Regions from separate parts of the Homo sapiens genome. Here region 2 is linked to region 1. Evidence: read pairs that join two places in POLR2A ChIA-PET (ENCODE). Cell type or tissue: A673. All regions are shown on one strand. Each heading gives the region's core, and the rest is flanking DNA. Links, peaks and the distances in the headings are about the cores only.

Region 1 (2,912 bases), core at 78-2,577:
AGCAGATTTACTCCTTCCTGAAGGGAAGCTCAGAGAAGTAGAATGACTTGCCCAGGGTCCCACTGCTAGAGTTGGGAGTAGGTCTTTTGCCTCCAAACCAGTACTCTTGCTCCAGAGCTAAGCCGTGTCTCACATGTGGACTAACAATGTCTTTGGACGGTGCCCAGCAGGGATTCTGGTGAAGGTCAAGACCACAATTTCCCCATACTGACTGTAAGGCAGAATTAGATGCACACTCCAAAGACTTACAGGTGTCAATAGCAACAAGGGTATCATCAAAGTCATCTTCATCCTCTTCAGCAGGAGGCTGAGGAGAGCGGCCCCTGTATTAGAAACAGGGGTTAAGTCATACAAGAACAATGGATGAGCACAAAGGAAAGAAAATGAATGTTCTGCTGTAATCTATGAGTGGCCTCCAGACTGCTTCCTGAATCTCCATTTCCTTCCACAGAGGTGGGCAAAAGAACTCTGAAACCCTACATCCTTGCAAGGAGAGCAATGACCGTCAACTCCTACGGTGGAGACAGGGATTGAAGAAGGCATGCTCTGCTGAAGGGGGGCATCAGAATCATTTAGGGAATTTTTTCACTCTTTTTTTACACCCAAAGATTCTGATCCATACCCTCTGCATGTTGACAACCACTTCCACACTGATCTCTGTTACTGTTTGGAGGCTGTGGTATCCCAAAAGGGTGCTGGCCAGGAAGGGGAATGTGCAAGAGCCTATATAAATCCCAATAATTACTATCTATCCATGTACCAGGCTTCTTAAAATCCTACATCTGTAAGAATTTGAGATGACCCATTTTTTTCAGTGTCCTAAATTATAAACGATATTCATTTTCCTACCAAAACGCTAAAAAAGGGACTTAACACTGTTGGTTTCTGCTGTACAGGAACGAGGAAGAAGGGTAGAAAGGTAGAATCTAACACTCAGGGTCCTGCCTGGACAGTCTGGGTGGTCGCAGTGCACTGCATGCACAGATGGGGAGCCCATGCCCATTTGGCTGCTGACTCTCCCAGCAGCAGGCTTCCCTCTGGTGGAGGGCCCCTCTGGCCTCGCCAGGCCAGGGCTAACATGGATGAGCTGTGCTCATCACATGTTAAGTCCATTCTAGGAAACTTTCCCTGCCAGCCCAGGATCAGAGCGAGTGTTCTTCCTTTGCTCTCCATCAGTAAGTAGCTTCCAGGCTTCTGCTCTGTGGGAGGCAGTGGAAGAACCCCATATGAGGTGGGATCCATGTCCTAACTTAAATCATAGCCTGTGAGATCCAGGCCCTGTCTCAGACAGTAACAAGCTAGTTAGAAGGTGGACTCCGCCAGATAGGAAATAGAATGTCAGATGACTAGTCCAGATGAGTACAGTGGCCATTCCTAGTTTTCATAATTGCAAAAGGCTTCAGACAGGAACTGAAGGAAGGAAGGAGGGAAGGGAAGGACTTGGTCTGGAGGGAAAGGAGGGAAGGGCTTGTTAGGGAAGGGAAATGACCAAAGCAGAGGCTGCTCCCTCTTCTGAACTCCTGAAACTCACCTGCATCCTGACTACTCACCTCAGAGGTTGTGGCTTACTAGTGTATGTGTCTGAGTCCCCACACTGGAACAACAGAAGGCAAAACCCACTGTCCATCTGTATGTTGCTAGTGTCCAGCCCAAGAGTGGGCACTTCGTGACAGCACTGTGAGAACTGACTGAATGAGTGGATGAATGGGAAGAGGATGTGTATTTGGGAGTAGTGTTAGGAAACAGATATTTCTTTCATTACGGGTATCAAGCAGCTGACTGCAGGGGCAGTAAGGCAAAGGACAGAACAGGCAGGCTGGCATCTCACGCGTGAAAGTCTAAGATATTTAGAAGTTACCCTGCAGGTAAGAAGGGAGGAACTGGGGGAAGGACCAAAAGTTTAGGAAAGCTGAATCTGGTAGCAAGTACGGGAAGGGACAGGAAGAGTGTGAAAGCAGAGGGAATCTTTACTCAGCCCCTCTAGGTTAGTGCAAATGTCCCCAGCAAGCACGAGGCTATGGATATAGAAACCTACCAGAGCAAGGGTGACTGCTGCCTCATACACCCACCTCCTATCCTCTCGGTGCTCAAAGTACCCCCGTCCCCGGTTTTCTTCATAAGGCCTCTTTCGACTCTGGAATTGCTGCCTGTCTGGCTTGAGTTGAGAAGCTTCAGGCGGGAGGAAGCTGGTGGGTGCTCCTTGCTTCATCTCTGTCTTCATTTCTATTGTCAAGACAAATTCAGATGGTCAAGACACTCGCAAGCTCCCCAGCTATCACTTTTCTGGTCCCTTTTCCCTTGAGAGATGTGAGCAGGATCCTCACTACAGTGATGAAGGGCTGGGCACAGGCAGCTTGCTGAGTTCAACAGAAGCCTGCTGAGCCAGCCAAGAAGGCCATACTGGAGAACAGGGTTAGGATCTGAGATACCATGACCCTAAATTCTCCAATTTCTCTTCCCAAAGAACCTCTCTGCCTTAGTTCTTACAAAGCTTCTTCAGTCTGGCAAGGGAGGGGGAGAGGATGAATTCAACAGGGTACTGTGGTCCTGCAGCTAACTCTACGGGCTTTAGTTACCCTACCAAAAGAGGCCAGAATCACTCCGGTTAAGCCATCCCATAGGTGCAATAACCTCTTTAAGTCATACCATTAACAGAAAGTCAGGATGGGATACCGTGCTGTGGACCACGGGTAAGTCCTAGTCTCAGGCAGACTCCAGGAATCAGTGCCTAACCAAGAGCAAACCACAGATGTAGGCTACCTTCATTTCTCCCACAGCATTAATCCCTGATGCTGAAGCTCATTCACATCTACTCATTTCTGCATTCAACCCCAGACCATTTTGGATCACTCCCCAGCTTCGGCATGTGGACCACATCTCTCAGAAAAGTCTCCTGGTTCTCTAGGGCTGGG
Region 2 (2,912 bases), core at 230-2,729, 160 kb after region 1:
GCACCCAGGAGTTCCAGGCTACAGTGAGCTATGAACACACCCCTGCACTCCAGCCTGGGTGACAAAGAGAGACTCCCTTCTCTAAAGTAATAATAATAATGAAAAGAGAACCCTCCTTCCTACTCCTTCCTAGTCAACCATGCTCCATCTCTTGTGGGCAACCATTGTTCTAGGTTTTTTTCTCTTCTTTTGAGACAGGGTCTTGCTCTGTCCCCCAGGCTGGAGTGCAGTGGTGTGATCATTGTTCACTGCAACCTTGACCTCCCTGGCTCAAATGATCCCCCGGCCTCAGCCTCCTGAGTAGCTGGAAGTAGAGGCCTGTGCCATCACAACTGGCTAATTTAAAAATTTTTTGTAGAGGCAGAGGTCTCCCTATGTTGCCCAGGCTGATCTCGAACTCCTGGGCTCAAGCAATCCTTCTGCCTCAGCCTCCCAGAGTGCTGGGATTACAGGCTTGAGCCACTGCATCCAGCCCTGTTCTAGTTTTTTCTTCCCACTATTGATCTACATTTCATATAAATGAAAATCTACGGCTGGGCATGGTGGCTCACGCCTGTAATCTTAGCTTTTTGGGAGGCTGAGGCGGGTGGATCACCTGAGGTCAGGAATTTGAGACCAGCCTGGCCAACGTGGTGAACCCCTCTCTCTATGAAAAATACAAAAATTAGCTGGACTTGATGGAGGGTGCCTGTAATCCCAGCTAGTCGGGAGCCTGAGGCAGGAGAATCACTTGAACCTGGGAGGCGGAGGTGGCAGTGAGCCAAGATCATGCCACTGTACTCCAGCCTGGGCGACAGAGCGAGACTCCGTCTCAAAAAAAAAAAAAAGAAAAGAAAATCTACAGCATTTCTTCCATATACCAAGCCTGCTTCTGGGAAGCATACGTAATGCTTTTGAGAGTTAACCATGTGTTACATACATCAGAAGCTCATTCCTTTTCATTGCAGAGTAGCATGTCACCGCATATAGATGTGCCACAATTTGCTTTTCACCAGTTGATGGAAATGTGGATTGTTCCCAAGGTCTGGCTATTTTGAATAATATGTATTATTCTTGGCATATATGCATATGTCTTTGTGGGGATCTATGTTTCGTGTATCTGGATATATCTGTGAGTGTGACTGCTGGGTTCTATGATGAGTGTATATTTATAAGAAACTTCCAAACTCTTTTCCAAAGTGGCTGTGTCATGTTTTCATTTCCTGTGTGATTTGTTTTCTTCTCTCTATTGAATATTTTTCATAAAGAGCCAATAAGCTGGCCGGGCATGGTGGCTCATGCCTGTAATTCGGCACTTTGGGAGGCTGAGATGGGCAGATCAATAGAGATCAGGAGTTCAAGACCAGCCTGGCCAACATGGTAAAACCCCGACTCTACTAAAAATACAAAAATAGCTTGGCATGGTGGTGTGTGCCTGTAGTCCCAGCTACTCAGGAGGCTGAGGCAGGAGAATTGCTTGAACCCGGGAGGCAGAGGTCGCAGTGAGCCGAGATCACACCACTGCACTCCAGCCTGGGCAACAGAGGGAGACTCTGTCTCAAAAAACAAAACAAAACAAACAAACAAAAAACCCCAATAAGCTGTATTTCTCCCATCTTAAAAAGACCCTTTTATGAAAAGATGTTCAAAATCACTAGCCATCTAGGGAAATAAAAATCAAAAGCAAGAGATATAACTTCGTGTTCATTAGGATGGCTATTAAAAAACACGCACCAGAAATGGTATAATGGTAGGTATTGCCCCTTCCTTCCTTCCTTCCTTCCTTCCTTCCTTCCTTCCTTCCTTCCTTCCTTCCTTCCTTCCTTCCTTCCTTCCCTCTTTCTTTTACCTCCTCAGCTCAAGTGATCCTCCTGCTTTGGCACCCCAATTAGCTGGGACTATAAGCCTGTACCACCATGCCCAGCTACTTTTTTTGTTTTTTATTTTTATTATTTATTTATTTATTCATTTATTTATTTATTTTTGAGACGGAGTCTCCCTCTGTCGCCCAGGCTGGAGTGCAGTGGCACGATCTCGGCTCACTGCAAGCTCCGCCTCCTGGGTTCAGGCCATTCTCCTGCCTCAGCCTCCCGAGTAGCTGGGAATACAGGCGCCTGCAACCTCACCCGGCTAATTTTTTGTATTTTTAATAGAGACGGGGTTTCACCATGTTAGCCAGGACGGTCTCAATCTCCTGACCTCGTGATCTGCCCGCTTAGGCCTCCCAAAGTGCTGGGATTACAGACGTGAGCCACTGCGCCCGGCCTGTTTTTTATTTTTTTAGAGATGGAGTCTCACTATGTTGCCCAGGCTGGTCCTGAACTCTTGACCTTAAATGATTTGCCTGTGTCAGTCTCCCAAAGTGCTGGGATTATAGGCATGAGCCACTGTGCCAGTCTTGCTAATGTATTTCACTGTATGAATATACCATAATTTCTTTATCCATTCACCTGTTGATGAACATTTGATTTGTTTCCAGTTTTTGGCTATAAGCTGCTCTGAACATTCTTTTTTATTTTTATTTTTTGAGACAGGCTTTCTCTCTGTCGTGTAGGCTGGAGTGCAATGGCATGATCTCAGCTCACTGCGGCCTCTCCCTCTTGGGTTCTAGTGATTCTCCCACCTCAGCCTCCTGAGTAGCTGGGACTGCAGGTTCATGCCACCATGCCCAGCTAATTTTTGTATTTTTTAGCAGAGACAGGGTTTCACCATGTTGGCCAGGCTGGTCTCGAACTCCTGACCTCAAGTGATCCGCCCGCCTCAGCCTCCCAAAGTGCTTAGATTACAGGTGTGAGCCATCGCGCCTGGCCTGAATATTCTCATACAAGGCGTTTTGTAATCTGTGCATTCAGTTATTTTTGGTATTGTTGGGCCATAGGATAAGGTATATTTTAGCCTTAGTGGGTACTGCCAAACAGCTCTTCCAAGTGGTT

Evidence for each region. Peaks named below come from ENCODE experiments on the same cell type or tissue, not always from the same donor. Only the 100,000 strongest peaks of a DNase experiment are listed, where the experiment ranks them.
Region 2: POLR2A ChIA-PET joins it to region 1 with 6 read pairs; 4 of 35 experiments call an interaction of 5 or more read pairs at or near these places.

Annotation. Positions count from the first base shown.
Region 1 is chr19:41,271,393-41,274,304 of GRCh38, reverse strand. HNRNPUL1 (heterogeneous nuclear ribonucleoprotein U like 1) reads right to left here. Exons shown (of 15, transcript NM_007040.6): 3 at 2,070-2,223; 4 at 250-323. Among named protein-coding and RNA genes, the nearest start is that of HNRNPUL1, 8.5 kb to the right of the region's middle. In A673, for the core only: no CTCF peak of the experiment used is centred there; no DNase peak of the experiment used is centred there.
Region 2 is chr19:41,108,068-41,110,979 of GRCh38, reverse strand. No RefSeq gene overlaps it. Among named protein-coding and RNA genes, the nearest start is that of CYP2F1, 4.9 kb to the left of the region's middle. In A673, for the core only: no CTCF peak of the experiment used is centred there; a DNase peak (open chromatin) is centred at 1,779; H3K27ac peaks cover 2,036 bases.